2 separate regions of the Mus musculus genome follow, and region 2 is linked to region 1. A link is a loop called in an ENCODE intact Hi-C map of the cell type or tissue named here. Cell type or tissue: left cerebral cortex. All regions are shown on one strand. Links, peaks and the distances in the headings refer to the core of each region. The heading gives the core; the rest is flanking DNA. Region 1 has its middle 98 kb from the start of Gm23056. Region 2 has its middle 23 kb from the start of Gm23902.

The links. Hi-C counts contacts between places; a loop is a spot of excess contacts. Peaks named below come from ENCODE experiments on the same cell type or tissue, not always from the same donor. Only the 100,000 strongest peaks of a DNase experiment are listed, where the experiment ranks them.
Region 2: it touches region 1 in a loop (7-fold over the local background); 2 of 42 quality-filtered maps call a loop at or near these places.

What each region holds. Positions count from the first base shown.
Region 1 is chr1:128,783,824-128,792,161 of GRCm38, forward strand. No RefSeq gene overlaps it. Among named protein-coding and RNA genes, the nearest start is that of Gm23056, 98 kb to the right of the region's middle. In left cerebral cortex, for the core only: a CTCF peak has its summit at 4,638 (motif pointing right); DNase peaks (open chromatin) are centred at 3,630 and 4,577.
Region 2 is chr1:128,462,966-128,471,303 of GRCm38, forward strand. No RefSeq gene overlaps it. Among named protein-coding and RNA genes, the nearest start is that of Gm23902, 23 kb to the right of the region's middle. In left cerebral cortex, for the core only: no CTCF peak of the experiment used is centred there; DNase peaks (open chromatin) are centred at 730, 4,065 and 4,477.

The DNA.
Region 1 (8,338 bases), core at 271-8,270:
AGGCTGAGACAGGAGGATTTTATAGGGCTTGATGGTCAGACAACCAAACATAACTGATGAGCTCAAAGTCCCAGTGGGAGACCACCTTTTCAAAAACAGACCAGATAGATCTGGAAGAATACCATGAGTTTGATCTCTGGCTTCCACATGGATGTACATACACATGCATTCATACCTGCACGAATGCATACACATTCATTCTCCCATACATGTGCAATTGCACAAAAGCTTAGTTTGTGATTTTTATTATTTGTGATTTTTATTTTTATTTTTATTTTTTTTATTTTTTATTTTTTTTATTTTTTATTTATTTTATTTTATTTTATTTTATTTTTTATTATTATTTTTATTATTGCTGTTAGGTGTGTAGGGTTTCCCCCTTATCTTGGTGTCTGTACTAATTACTTCAGATGTTTCTGCTGTTAGGTACGTAGGGTTCCCCTGTCTTGGTGTCTGTATTAATTGCTTTAGATGTTTCTGAAGCAAACTACCTGTCAAAAGCAACTTAAGGAAGGAAGGTTTTATTTCTTAGAGTACAGCATCTCTTAGTGGTCCCAGCGGAAGGAGTGACTGGGACTGTCTGCATCCAGCTTCTGTTTACTAGCTTCTCATCAACACAGCTAGTAAAGGGACAAAGGGACAAGTGGACACTCATGCCATTTCCTACCAGGTACGATACATGACCATGTGTAAAGATGCTATTTCTATAAAATATAGTATCTAGCTTGGGTATGGGCCTTGTTAAAATTCAGGGCTCCTTTCAAAGATGAAGAGGATGAAGACTGGTCTACAGCCATATTCTCAGTTAGAAGACTTTTACCAAATTATTTTCCAAAATGAGTTCCATCAAAATTGTATGGACATGTTGGTTTAACAAGCATTTGTTGGAGACCACTTACTGTACAAAACCTCTAGACACCTGTTCTAATTTCATTCCTGTTGCCGTGATACAATATCTTGACCAAAAGCAACATAGGGAGGAAGGATTATTTTCTGCTTACGACTCTTAAGTTACAGTCTGTCATTTCAGAGAATGACTGGCAGGAACTCAAGAAGCTAGCCACATCACATCCATAGTCAAGAGCAGAGAGAAATGAATGTACCCATTTTACCTATTTGCTTAATACTCATCTAGCCCCTTACAATTCTTATGCACCCCAAAACTAGGGAATGGTGCCGCCCACAGTAGGCAGGGCCCTCCTATATCAACTAGCGACCAAGACAACCGACTATCTCTATAGACACGCTTACAAGCATGCCAACCAGGTCTAGACAATTCCTCAATTGAAACACTCTTCCCAAATGATTATAGGTTGTGTCAAGTTAACAGTTAAGAATAACTGGCGCAACAGCATAGGGATACTGATGTAAATGATGTGAAGGGTGGTTTAGTACACTGGAAACAGCTGGAGAAAGGGTGGTGGGGTCCCCACACAGCCCTTGAAGATCCTGCATATTATTGGTGAAAACAGAGCTACATAGGGCTTTCCCTCCTCTCAGAACAGCATTACTCATCAACTCACGGTTTCTTTGTTTCGTTCTCTCTCTTTTTCCTAATACTAGATCTTATGTAGCCAAGATCAGTCTCAAGTTAACTCTATAACCAAACCTTGAACCTAAGATCCTCCTGTCTCCACTTACTTCCTACATAGTACATTACTATGTTGTGTTTTATCCAGTATAGTAGAGATGGAATCCAGGGTTTTGTTCATGCCAGACAAGTACCTTGTTAACTGAACTATACCCCCTAGCTCCTTGATGGTCCCTGCTCAAGAGAAAATTTACACTTGACTCTTAAAGCCATTGTAGCCAGCCCTTTAACCTTTTTACTAAATTTTCTACTGTCAACAAATAGCACAATGGTAGGAGGCTTGAAATATGTTTCCTTTTCCTGATCTTTAGTAGAGCATTGCTGGGTTCAGTGAAAGACTTGAAGGAGGGGCAGGAAAAGACAAGTTCTATGTGCCAGTGGTGTCAAAGGCTATTTATAAGTTCATTGAATGTAGCTCTTCCAGCTGTGTGTGTGGGGGGGGGGGGTAAAAGGCTTTCACCCTGTACAACCCTTGAGGAAAGCCAGGTCTTAGTTTTGTCTATACATGGACACAATAGTAAACACTTCTAAACCAAAAAGCACCTCTCAGGTTCCTTTGGCACACATTCTATGAGTTGGTGAAGGGAAGGAATCAGTAGAGTGTATGGACAAATGGCTACATGAAATGATGTCATATGATGATGTAAGACTGTGCCTGCCTCAAGGTTTTGACTATCAAAGACACTTTGCCAAAGTTACCAAGATAAGCAATGCTCTTTTGCCTTTCCCAAGATTTTCTTCTCTCTGCCATTCCCCACCAGCACCACAATACTGTTTGCTCTCTTCTCTCTAAACCATCTTCTGTGTGGTGATATCTCACATTCTCAGATTTGTTTTCTCCTACTATTAACAATATGCATCCTGTCCCCAACATCCACCCCTCTGTTTTAAGTGCAGGGATCTTTGTGCATTCAAGGCAAATAGCTACTTAATTTCTTCTTCTACATTTTCTGGAATTTATGCCTGATTCCTTTTCAGTCCTCCATTTTCCATCTCTTAATCTACCTTTCTATCCTTTTTTATCTGCCACATAAAGCACTAATCCATATATATAATATATACCCATTATATATTTACCTACCCAATATACATATCCATTCATCCATCTTACCTATATCATTCATCCATCCACCCTACAACCAACTTTTATCCATCCATCCATCCATCCATCCATCCATCCATCCATCCATCCATCCATCCATCCTTCATCCACCCACATAACCACCTATTCAACCATCTGCCAACCATCAGCCAACCATCTATCCATCTAATCCATCTAACCAATCATCTTACCCACCTATACAAACACCTACCTATTTGCAGGAATGATTTGTCTTTAACAACCTTAATATTAAACTTTCCTCGGTTGAAAGAGTTTCTGGTATGATCCCAGGCTAACACGGTAGGTGTTTAGAGAGAACATATGGTAGATTTAATTATCTTCTGTTCTCTAATCTCAGAGCTAGCTAGGATAGATCTACAATGTCAGGATAAAAAGCAGACTTGAAGATGGCTCCCTCCGCTCAGCGTGCAGTCACTTCTCCTGACAACAACCAGAGTGTGATGTAACCTGCGTCTGTGGCAACAGAGGCCCAACCAGTGCGGTTGGAAAGCCCAGGTCTGAGCAGGTGTGAGCTCTGCAAGGCTTCTGCCCTGGGTCCAGCCGCTGACCTCCTCTTGGGGAGTTTTGGTGGCAGCTTCATCTGTGGTCAGGCCCCTGGGATTGTGGGTCTGGTCTTTCCTGTCATTACTTTCACTCTGAAGAAACAGTCTCTCAGAGAACTCAGTCGGCCTGGGAAAAACTAGCTCCTGTCTCAGAGACTGATTTAATCGCTTTGGGTAGAGGCTGGTCTTGAGGCAAAACAGTCCTTCTCACGTCAAACATGTCGGACATGTCAACCCACAGTTTCTCCACGTACATCTTGGGCTTTCTCAGTTTGGGTGTCTCGGCATCACCGGCACAGTCAGCCCACGAGGTGTCTGGTTGGCTTAGGTCTAGATGTGTCAGTCACTCTGGGCTTGGTGCCACCCCGGCTCAGGGTATAATCAAAATCTGCAGCTTAGTGGGACATCCTCCTGTTCCGGGTGACTCACTGTGACAGCTGGTAGAACTTTTGTTTATAACAGCACTGCCTACTCACACTGTCACCTCAACTCCTACAAGCCACTTCACAGGTGGCCTAACTTTTGGAGCAAATAACACTTTTTTCCCCCAACTGTTGCTCTTTTGTCTTTTTTTTCTAAAGTTACCTAAACAAAATTAAGCCACGAGAGTCCATTAATAAAAGGTTTCTATAACAAAATTATTGGCACACTGCAAGGGGCTACAGAGGAGAGTAGGAAGATCAATATTAGCTAGGATAAAATAGCAGGGCAGGCATTACTCAGGGGAAATTTGCTCTTAAGTCTGAAGGGAATATAGATTTGCACCTGGGCAGTCAATGTTAGAATATGATGAACTGTGTATTAGAATCAGTGGGCTGGTAATTATTTCAGGCGACTTCAGAGACTCTAAATGTGCTTGAAATAAAAAAAAAAAAAAACTAATGAACAAAAGCCTTGGCCAGATCCTTTCAGAAACCAGGAGCCAGATCGAAACCAGAAATTTAATTTTTGGTTTTGCACAAATAGAAACCAGAAACTAAGGGACACGGATCTATCAGATGACAAAAAGACAAAGAGTGTTTGGTTCATCCCTGGATGCCTTCAAGGCTACTGAAGTGGCCGATGGCTGCCTCAGGGCGGGAGGGAGTGGAGGATAAGAACGAAGAGCAGCCTTCTAGATGGGTGGCTAATGTGAAGCTATTGCTCTTCTTTTAGGCTCCGTCTTTTCTGGTCTCTTGGAAGCTTCAGAAGAATATGAGAATGGTTATGGAGCACAACAGAGTCTGGCCTAAGCGCTTCAATGTAGTAGGTGACAGTTGGCTCTCTGTCTTTGTCACAGGAGCAATTAACCTGCAGGCTGATGCAGCAGTGTAACAATCTGGCCATTGCTGGAGCAGTACACCGGCCTTGATACCGTTTGCCGGTTGTTGAGGTAGTGATCTTTTGATGCCTCTAGATGGCTCTCTGTGAGGAAACTTGTTCAGCCGCAGCTGTAGCTCTATAGTTGTAGCTCTCAGGATCCCAGGGATATGGAAGGGAACAAGAGGGGAGAGAAAAGGAATTCCCAGGTAAAAAATAATGTATAAGACACATGGGCATACAGGTTACCTGCTTGTACATAAACACACATGTACCGACACACACAAACACGCACATACCTATAGGCACATAAACACAACACATGTACCTACATGCACACAAATGCACACAAAGTATGGGCTGCAGGAGGCATTGGGTGAAGAGGCTAGCTATACAAATGATTGTATTTTTCTCTTGTTTGCTTGGTTTTTATCCACAGACATTACTTTCTCATATTTCATCATATCTCCAAAATTGTATGAGAGAGAGAGAGAGAGAGAGAAAGAGAGAGAACACCTTGGCTGTCATTCCTCAAGCATTGACCAACTTGGATTTTGAGACAAGGTGTCTGACATTTAAAAAAAAAACAAGGTATACTTTGAATTGATTTATTTTAATCTTGTGCGTGTGGGTTGGATTGGATTTCCTCAGACTGGAGTTACAGATGGTTGTGAGCTGCCGCATGGATGCTGGGAATCAAACCCTGGTCCTCTGCAAGAGTAGCGAGTGTTCTTAACCGACTGAGCCAACTCTCCAGCCAGTTTGCTCACTTTTTAACCTGAAACTCTCTGATTTGGCTGGTATGTCTGTCTGTCCAGCAAACCTCAGGAGTCTACCTTTCTCTTCCTCCTCAGTCCTAGGACTATAAGGGTGCACCACTAAGTGTGACTTTTAATGTACGTGCTGGACATCAGACTCAAGTCTGCAAGCTTGGACAGCCAGTACCTTGAAGATTGAACCATCTCCCTATCTCCCGGGAGAGCTTTGGACACAAAACATGATTGACAATCTAAGTCCCAGAAACCTCAGGAGCAAGTGGCAGGCCAGAGTGGCTGCCTCTGTTGCTTCTCTCTGGGTGGGAGGGGTATGGAGATTTCAAACACAGTTCTTTGTTCTCTTGTATGTTTTCTGAATCTTACAAAGGCGTATTTTCCTTGACTATAAAACAATAAATGCCAATAAAAATACCCAATGAAACAAAAGCATAGGTCTGAGTTGGGCCACAAGGGCCAGGGTGAATAGAAGGGGTCCCCGTGGTTCTCTAAGGGCCCTAGCAGGGCACATAAAGTAGCCAGTACCAGCACGTCTCAAGGAGGCAGCCTACAGCTAAAGCTTTGCAATCCAGCCCAGTTAGGGCTAGCCTTCCCAGAGGGCCATGTCCCTGTCTCAGCAGGACAGCTTGCAAAGGCTTCCTTTGGGGACTGAGGGAAGTGTGTCTGGAGCTGACTAAATGCATTAATGCTTTAGGGCTTCCTTGCTTTGTGTAGGAAATGGATTTATTTAAAGAAAAAAAAATCAACAATCACAACTCTAAACCTCAAACCATTTTCCTTGTGCCAGGGAGTTTCCCTCTAGTAAAAGACTCCTTTTGTGAGGCCCCAGATAAAAGGAATAATCCCTCTCCTGTTTGCCTTTGGCATAGATGTGGGGTTTTTCACTTGGGTGGTTTGGGAGTCTATGAGAAACCTGACAGGCAAAAACATATCCTGGAACTTGTGGCCAAGTTTGGTGGCTGGCAGTGTCATCCTTCACTGGAAGGACAGCCCAGACCAGCTGTAGGCTAAGCCTGGGTCCTAGAGCTTACATGCAGGCACTGAACCTCCTGCCAGAATGTCCTCCTACAGAGGCACAGGGCTCCCTCTCTGTGTCCTTTACACATGTGTTCAAAGGTCGCTTGTCCTTATATGAGGCCTCCCTTATTGAGAGGGTCATGTAAGGCCTGAGAACATGTGCTCAGACTCTCAGAACACGGGTAAAGCTGGACACTGTAGGGCATGTATCTAGAATTCCAACACTTCTAAAGAGGTGGGAGGCAAAGGCAGGGGGATCCCCTAAATGTTGCTAGCCAGATCACCCCCTGTCCCACACAACAGTGATGAGACCCTGTCTCAAGCAAGGTGAAAGGTGAGGACTGATCTCTGTTTGTTCTCTATGGCATGTGTGTATCTGTATTCCACACACACACACATACATATACATGTATATGTATACACATACATATACATAAACACTGAGACAGACAGACACAGAGACAGAGACAGACACAGACAAACATACACCCACACATACATTGGGCCACCTTTCTTCCCTGGCTGGTACTGGGTACGGTGGTACACATCTGTCTTCCCTGGCTGGTACTGGGTATGGTGGTACACATCTGTCTTCCCTGGCTGGTACTGGGTACGGTGGTACACATCTGTAATTCTAGCTCCTGGGGAATCGATGATGGGGGATCAAGAGTTCAATGTAACCCTCAGCCACATAACAAGAACTCAAGACCACACTGGGCTACACGAGACCTTGTCTCAAAACATAAAATAAGTATATAAATACATGTAAATAAAAAAGTCAGAAAGTTGCCCATCATTTTCATAGTAATAAAGATAAAATCAGTGCACGATTGTAGATAGAGTGAGTCAAAGACCCCAGCCGCAGGCTTCCTGTTGTGTTATTTTTTCAGGTTTGTGGGATGTAGAGGGCTTCTTTCATATAAGGAAGGCACTCCTGGGGGGGGCGGGGCTTAGCGCTTATTGGGTGGCTCTTACTGGGAGGGGAGGTTTCTAGTCTTTTCCATTCGCTAGCTCTAAAATCTCATTTTACAGTACATTTTATTCTCACATAACAGTCTCTGCTCCTTGAATGCTATTAACCAACTTTAATGTGTGTATTTGGTAATGTGTGAAATATCCCGGCATGTCCACAGGGATCAGTAAAGCACAGCCATGAAGCTGTGGCTGAGCAGATGGAGAAGCGCCCAGCAAATGGGGCTGCTCCTGTGTCTCTGCTCTCATGACCACCAATGACACTGGTTGTGTCATTTTCCTGCTGCAGAATGGGTTCTTTTCTGTCTGTGGTGTGGCGTGGGGTGTGATTTAGAGATGTGGTCCTTAGGATCTCTAGGCAGATACAACTTCCTGGATAGTAACGGAGAATGAGAGAGAGAGAGACAGAGAGAGAGACAGAGAGAGAGAGAGAGAGGGAGAGAGAGAGAGAGAGACAGAGAGAGAGACAGAGAGACAGAGAGACAGAGAGACAGAGAGACAGAGAGAGAGAAGCCTGGATAACTGATAGGAGCTAGTGTGGACATGGATAGGGTGTGGTAACAAAGGCAGATGAGAAGGAGGAAGAGGCAAAAGGGTGATAATCATGGAGGTGGAGAATTTTTAGGGAAGGTAGACCCAGAGCCCCGGCTTTAGCATCACAAACTGTAACTCCATTGATTATCGGTGATGTGTGAAGGTTCCTTAGTTTGTCTGAGACTTAGTTCCATCATGTATAAAACGGGGTTAGGTAGGGCTGGAAGATGGCTCAGTTGGGGGAAAAATGTTTGCTGGGCAAGCAGGAGGAGCTGAGTAGGAGCCTCGGAAACCATGTGGAAAAGCTGGGCCCTGTAATGTGTTCTCAAAATCTCAGTGCAGGGTAGAAAGAGACAAAAGGACCCCTGGTATTTAATGGCCAGCCAGCCTAGCTTATTTGGTGAATTGCAGGCCAGGGAGAGACCTGTCTCACAACAAACAAGGTGGATGGTACCTGAGGACACCTGAGGTTCTCGTCTACAGGGAA
Region 2 (8,338 bases), core at 293-8,292, 320 kb before region 1:
AGTTGGAAAAGAGAAAGTTAGTAAAGCCATATCAAGTAACCTAAAAAGAATCACTTTCATTTATTTTTTTAAAAGATTTATTTATTTTATTAAAATAAATACTGTACTGGTTAGTACACTGTCGCTCTCTTCAGACACACCAGATGAGGGTATTGGATCCCATTACAGATGGTTGTGAGCCACATGTGGTTGCTGGGATTTGAATTTAGGACCTATGGAAGAGCAGTCAGTGCTCTTAACCGCTGAGCCATCTCTCCAGCCCCACCCCCATTTTCATTTATTAATGTGCACGTGTGTTTGTGTGGTGGAAGGAGGACTTCTGGGAATTGGTTCTCTCCTTCCACCATGCGAGGGTCTCAGGGATGGAACTCTGGTGGTCAGGCTTGGCAGCAAACTCCTTTACCCACTAATCCATAGTGCTAGCCCCAAAGTAACTTTTAATTGAGTGGAAGCTTTCTTTTATTTAACTTCCTATAACTTATCTCATAGAAAAGGGTCTTTGCTTTATTGATTCAGTGACCAAAGAGCTAATTAAAGATAACTGCCTCCGAGAAGGCATGAATTAAATACTATCTTCTTTCCAACTGCATTGGTCTCATCAAGCTGTTTAAAAATTGCACCACCAGAGGAACGTGCAATTTCCCCTTGCAATTCAAAGTTCCGTTGAACTACTTTGAGGAACCAAGTCTACAAACTAGGGTAATTTTGGAGCCTTGTGAGAGAGGTGTGAGTGGGATGGTGTCTCCCCTGGAAACAGGAGAAGTGGAACCAGAAGCCGCACTCGTAGCCTATCATTTAATTAAAGGAAGTGATCCCAGTTGAAAGACCTGACATATATGGAGACTGGAAGAGACAGGTCCTTCCTCTTGGAGAAGGAGGGGAAAGAGAGAGGGGGGGAGGGCCAAGATGAAGAACAGTTCCGTGTATTGTGTGGGTGACTCTTGTTGCATCTTCAGCTCTGAACTTTGGGTCATTGATAGCCCCATTCCAAAATCCTCATTCAACTGTTGAAGCCCGAGCCTGACTCCTGTACAGAGCTCACACTGAAGCACTCACAGTGCTACCAAGGCTGAAATGAGCAAGCAGAGGGAGGGGGAGACTGACTCCAACCCACAGGGAATCACTGCATTGCTCTGTATGTAGTGCACAACCCTTCCCAGAGAGATCTTCCCTGGCAGCATGCATGGGCTCACTCTTGGTTTTTGCTGTGCCTTTGGTTTGCACCCAGTTGTTCCTCCCCTGCTTCCTCAAATCCTATATAGATCCCTCCCATGGCTTCTCTTGGCATTAGTCTGTTGGCTTATCAAAGAACAAGCTACCAAAGTGTTGTGTTAACAGTATGTATGACTTCTGAGCCCAGGGCTGTAGCTCAGCTGGTAGAGTGTTGCATGGAAAGCAGAAAGCCCTGGGTTAGATCCCCAGTACTTCATAGAACTGGGCTTTGTAGTGCACGCCTGTGATCCTAGTACTCAGAAGATGGAAATGGGAAGATCAGAAATTCAAGGTCATCCTCAACTATATAAAATCTGAGATCAGCCGACAAGAATAGGTAGATAGAGAATCTGAGGCCAACTTGGGCTAAATAGCGGACCCCATTTTAAAGAAAACAAACAAACAAACAAACAAACAAATCCAAACCACAGTTCTGGGGGCTGAGGATGTAGTTGTGGTAGAATATCTCTGCCTGTTGTGGATAAGGCTTTATATGGGGCCCTAGGTTCTAGCCTCAGCAACACAAAGGGAGAAAGTCTATATTTACACATAAGTCCGCCTGGAACTAGAGGTACTAGACGTATGAACTTGGGGCAACTTACTTCACTGTGCCTCAGTATTCATACACACTGAGTAGCTCCCTCCTAGAGTTGTTGTACATGAGTTAATGTGTCTGGAATACAACTGCAGTGTTAGCCATCATATTATTATAAATCTATTTCATTAGAACACAGAATTCTGGAAGGTAGGGCAAGTTTTCTATCTAATAATAAAATAGTAGGTGTTTATCTAATCCTATGAGATAGTTATGGGCTTGGGTTTAGTCTTACGATCCCTGATTATTTATTTCCTTATTTATTCAATTACTCAACAATGTTTGTTTTAGATGAGGTCTCACTGTTTTGCTCAGGCTGGCCCTGAACTTGCCATTCTCCTCCAGTAGGCTCCTGGGCTTTGGAATTAAAGCGTACGCGGCATCACTGCTAGCTCAGTGAGTGCACTGTTTGTTCGTTCGTTTGTTTATATGGGGTCTTAAAACTCCTAGGCTGGCCTGGAATTCATCTTGATAACATTGGCCCTCTGACCCTCTGTTCTCCAGTTCTGGGGTTACAGGGGTAGCCATCACACCAGGTTGATGTGGTACTAGGAACCAAACCTAGGGATTCACGAATTCTAGGCAAGCATACAACGCAACTGAGATTTGTTATCAGCCCAGCATATTCATCTTAAACATCTACTAGGTACCCAGTTCTTGCTAAATGCTGGGTATGGATTGCAGACCATAAGGAGAAGACCTGTACCTTTGGGAATTGACTGGTAGAGATTGTCATAAAGTAATTAACTAAAGAAAAAAGTTATCATTTATAATTTGTCTTAAGTATATTGAAGAATAAATTTGAGAGATATGAAGGGAAAGAGTCTTTGGTTTCTCTGAAGTCCCATATCTCATTACATGGAAAAAAATATTTAAAGGTAAAGATAATGTGTGGATGTACTCTCCAGGTTATGGTTAATAAATGAAAGGGATCAAGTCAGAGGTATCCTTAAAGCTGATCTTTTGCTGATTCTTCTTAAGCCTTACACATAATGTCTTACAACTATGAGAGAGGCTAGCCCATTTGGTTAGTTAATGGGATCAATGTCAGAGGTCAGCGTGGGTCAGAGAGCTTTCTTCCTTTGTCTGGTTATACTGCACTCTCAACCTCAATGATCTTACAGATGTGAGTGTGTGCTCACAGGTCTCAGTCTCAGTGATCTTACAGATGTGAGTGTGTGCTCACAGGTCTCAGTCTCAATGATCTTACAGATGTGAGTGTGTGCTCACAGGTCTCAGTCTCAGTGATCTTACAGATGTGAGTGTGTGCTCACAGGTCTCAGTCTCAGTGATCTTACAGATGTGAGTGTGTGCTCACAGGTCTCAGTCTCAGTGATCTTATAGATGTGAGTGTGTGCTCACAGGTCTCAGTCTCAGTGATCTTACAGATGTGAGTGTGTGCTCACAGGTCTCAGTCTCAGTGATCTTACAGATGTGAGTGTGTGCTCACAGGTCTCAGTCTCAGTGATCTTACAGATGTGAGTGTGTGCTCACAGGTCTCAGTCTCAGTGATCTTACAGATGTGAGTGTGTGCTCACGGAAAGAGAATATGGATAGAGGAGTTCCAAACCTGCCTCAGACATGAGCATTACTGGTCACAGGCCTCCCCTGGCATCTATCTCATGATAGAATGCAGAGTGTTCTTGTTCTGTCTTAGGAGAGGAACTCTGCTTCCATTTTTGGCCAATGTAGCCATTACTCTGTATAATTATTATTTTTTTTCCATTTGAAAATATGGAAATCAGTAGACAGGCAGATGGGTCAGTAGGGAAAAGCACTTGCCTTGCAACCTAGAGAACCCGAGTTCAATCCTCAGAAATCACTTTAAAGGCTGGGGCATGAAGATACAGGTCATATCTGGGGAGGTGAAGACAGGGTAACCAATCAGCATAGCCTAAATGGATGAGCCTCAGGGTCAGTGTGTGGCTCTGTCTCAAAAAACAAAGTGGAGAGCCATCAAGGAATACACTTAGCCTTCGGTGTCCACATGTACAAGGAAGTGCACACACACACACACACACACACCTAACTCTTAGTTGTCCAAGGGCACAACGTGTTAGAGCTATTTACTATTTAAGAAGCTTCATTATTTTTAAGCTGTCAGCAAAAGCCCCTACCCCCTCTTAAATGTTATGGAGAGTATAAAGAAAATTTTAATATGAACTGCTCCAAGAGATGGATCTAGTTCCATATGGTGCAGACTGGGGATGTAGCTCAGTTGGTTGGATGCTTGCCTAGCATTCACAAAGTCCTGGATTTCATCCTCAGCACCACACAAATTGGTGTGATGACACACTCATACAAACCCAGAGCTTGGGAAGTGCATGAAATTTTATAGGTCATTCTGGATTCGTGGTGAATTCAAAATCAGCCTGAACCACACAAGACTGTCTCAAATACACACACTTGAGCTCTCTCTCTCTCTCTCTCTCTCTCTCTCTCTCTCTCTCCCTCCCTCCCTCTTTCTCTCCCCCCCCCTCTCTCACACACACACACACACTCATTATAATGCAAAATATCATCAAAACACAGAAAACCTTTTCTATTTTGGAGGATCCCACTTCTATGATGAGCATAGAAGAAATCGCTTAGTCTTCGGATTTATGTTTAGTAACAAAGGAACTTCTTTTCTATTCTCCTGTGACACGTCTGTGAAACTTGTATTGACTCTCAGATGATCAAGAGCTTGGAGCTGCCAGAGACAGCACTTCTCCACAGACATTTCCTTAGTGTGAAGTCATGAGAATCAAAATTGATGGGAAACCTCTTCCAATTGCCAAGAGTCTTATAAGAAGGAGACTAAAAGTGTGATGATCTTTATCACTTAACAAGAAGATGCATTTCTATGACCATAGGATGCTGGGAAGCATGCTACAACAACAACAACAACAACTGCTTCATTTCCTTTTTTTTCAGTCCTTTGGTCAGGTCTATATCATAAAATTAAGATTTTTTTAGATGACTAATGTAATTAACAGACATGTCCAACTACAGGGAACTATATATGTCACTTCATAAAACAAGACTATATTAATTAAGAATTTTGAACAAGAGCCAACTATTAGAGTACAGTTTTGAATACTGAATGTGTATACTCCAGCCCTTTTCATGACATGAAATTTTTATCATGCATTATAAATACCAGTGGGTTTCATCATGACATTTTCATACATGTGCTGAATGTATTGTGGTCATAGTCACAGGCATCTTATCTTTTCTTGTTCCTCTCCTACTCCTGTGGATCCCTCTTTTCTTCTTAACTGGTCTCCTACTACCACATCTTGTGTGTGTGTGTGTGTGTGTGTGTGTGTGTGTGTGTGTGTGTTCCAATGAGCTTCAATGGGCACACAGGTGGGGGAGGAGATTCTGGGTGACTTTTCAGTGGTTAAACCACCTAAGAAAACATCTCTCTCTCCTTTCCCCAGTAACTTTTACTGGTCTTGGTAAGGCATTACATCCAAGTTAGAGGCAGAGCCAGGATACAAACCCAAATTTCCCACTTTTCCCAGATGTACCTCCCGCCTCGGATGCTTTTAGGTAGACATCGGGGCAGATGAACGACGATTTAAGGTCTGTGCCCAGATTTATTTCTCAGTTTATTGCAGTAGTCAGTCAATCAATGAATACTCAATTAGCTTCTACTGTGTACCTGGCACTGTTTTACATAATGTAAAGTAATTTAATAGTTACTTATTGGTTCAGATTTTCTGTCAGTGAACTCCTGGGGTGGGGGTAGGGGAGTGGTGAGCTGGGTGGGGGCTTTGTGCTGTGGAGTTAACCCTTGCAGGTTCACTTGATGGCTTTCATTCTTTAGATGAGATTGGGAGTGTTCAGGGTGCTGTGGCCTTAGACAGTGCTTTTATTTTTAAGTCTCATGGGTTGGGGAGAAAGACAGAAAGATGAAGAAAGCACATTGGTGCTATGGTGCATGTGTGGCAGTGACAGGCAGTCACAAGATAGCTTTAGCTCTCTGTTTTTCACCTTGTTGGAGTCTCTCTCTCCCCGTTTTTTTGAGACAGCGTTTCTCTGTGTAGCCCTGGCTGTCCTGGAACTCATTTTGTACACTAGGCTGGCCTCGAACTGAGAAATCCGCCTGCCTCTGCCTCCCAAGTGCTGGGATTAAAGGAGTGCGCCACCACTGCCCGGCTTGACTGGTTGCTTCTTATTTGTGGCTGCTATACAACAGGCTACCTCAAGCTTCCAGGAATTCTCCTGTCTCCACTTCCCATCTCACTGCAGGAGCACTGGGATTAGGCATGCATGGCTTTATGTAGGTTCTGGGGATCCGAACTCAGGACTTCAAGTTTGTGTGCAGGAGTTTCACCCAGTGAACTGTCTTCCTAGCGCCTCGAGAACCTTTGCTTATAACGAGCTTCTGTCCATTGGAACTCTCTGCTCCTCTTGCCTCTCTTGTCTCACATCCTCCACATGGAGCAGTGGCCAAGAGCCTTTCCTCAGAGCCTCTTACATCATTTCTTCTCTTTCCCCAGCTGCTTGTCTTGAGGGCCCTGTTTCCCCACTGCCACCTCTGGTCTGTGGTTGAGGCTTGGGGTCCTCCCACAAGGGATCCCCCATAACACTGACATCATCTCGCCTTTTCTGAAAAGCAGAGTTGTTCTGTTTTGCTCCTCTAAGTTTGCTAGGCCACTGCCATCGCCACCCGTTGGCTTTTCTACAATCTCTTGGTCTAGGTTCTTTCAAACCTTGCATGATCAGTGGTTTTATGTTTTGCTTTTGTTTTCTCTTTTCTTTTGGATGGGGTCTCTTGTGCCTAGGAAGGCCTCTGGAAGATGATCTTGAACTCCTGATCCTCCTCCTTCCTCTTCCTTCTCCTCCTCCTCCTCCTCCTCCTCCTCCTCCTCCACCTCCTCCTCCTCCTCCTCCTCCTCCTCCTCCTCCTCCTCCTCCTCCTCCTCCTCCTCCTCTTTCTCCTTCTCCTCCTCTCAACTGGGATTACAGGTGTATACCACTATGTCCACTTTAGGCCTGTGCTAAAGATGGAGCCCAGGCTTTTGTGCATGCTACTAGTCAAGCACTCTACCAACTAAGCCACATGTCTAGTCCCCTGATATTCTTGATCACAGTTTTTTTTTTTCCATTTTATTCGCTCTATATACGGTTGCTAAGTCTCTCTTCCTAGGGTGTGGTCGTCTGTAGGCATATACTACCTGCCTGGGATTTGTACCTCAAATCCTCCAGGCCACTAATAAATACTTCATTTCTCTCTTTCACCTGTCTTACACATGTAAAAGCTGGATGAAGTCAGGTGTGACGGGCACACCTGTAATCCCAGCATTTGGGAGCTTGTGGAAGGAAGACGCAAGCTTGAGGCTAGTCTGAGCTACGCAGTGAGACACTGAAAATAAAACAAACAAAAACAAAACAAAGCAAAAAAAACAAAAAACCAAGGCAGATTGTTGTACGCCTTTAGTCCCAGACCTTGGGTGTCAGAGGCAGGTGAATCTTTGAGTTCGAGGCCAGCATGGCCTACAAAGTTCCAGGATAGCCAGGGCTATACTAACAGACCTTGTCTCTAAAAACAAAAATAGAAATGCAAATAAACAAAGAAAAAATAAAAAAAAAACCCAAAAGGTAGGGTGCTGGAGAGATGGCTCTATGGTTAAGAGCACTTGCCGCTTTTACAGAGGACCAGAGTTGTGTTCTAGTCAGCCCATTAGGAGGCTCACGAGTACCCATGAATCCAGCCCCAGATCATCTTCTGACCTCTATTGTCTGACACACAGCAATACTTACTTGGGCATATGCATACATACGTACATACATACACATACATACATACATACATACATACATACATACATACATATATACACATACACAGAGAGCAAGATAAATCTTTTCAAAAGGTTGAACACATATGTCTCTAAAATCATCTTTCAAAGCTCCACATAGGCAAAATGTCGAAACTAGTTGCGGCGGGGGTGGGGTGGGGTGGGGTGGGGTGGGGTGGGGGGGCGATGTTTTGAAAGTTTAGCAATTAGTGAGAAAAATTCTCAGCTATAAGTGATTTTATTTTCACCTAGTAGTTATCATTATTTAATGCATTCTGGCTTTATATTATTATTTTTAGCCAAATAGAAAATAGCTCTGTGGGAGGGAAAAGGCAATGCTTTGCTTCTCTTCAGCCCCACCCACCTGCCTCAGATGGGCTGTGATCCCTCCGTCATCCTGGCTCACTCTCAGCACTGGGTAGAGCCACTGCCAACGGTGGTGCATCTGGCACAGCATTGACAAATATTTGGATTTCATACCTAACTGGCTGATATGGCAGCTGCTGTTTGAAGTAGAACTGGTTAAAAAGTTAAATGGCTAGTGAGATCACTCTCTTGATAACATGTTTTCCTTGAAGCAAGCATGAGGACATGTGTTCAATCAAAAAAAAAAAAAAAAAAAAAAAAAAAAAAAAAGGAAGAAGAAGAAGCTGGGTGTAGGATCTAGAGCTTGCAATCCCAGCACTGGGGAGGCAGCAACAGGCAGATCCCTACGGCTTGATAGCCAGCCTGCCTAGTT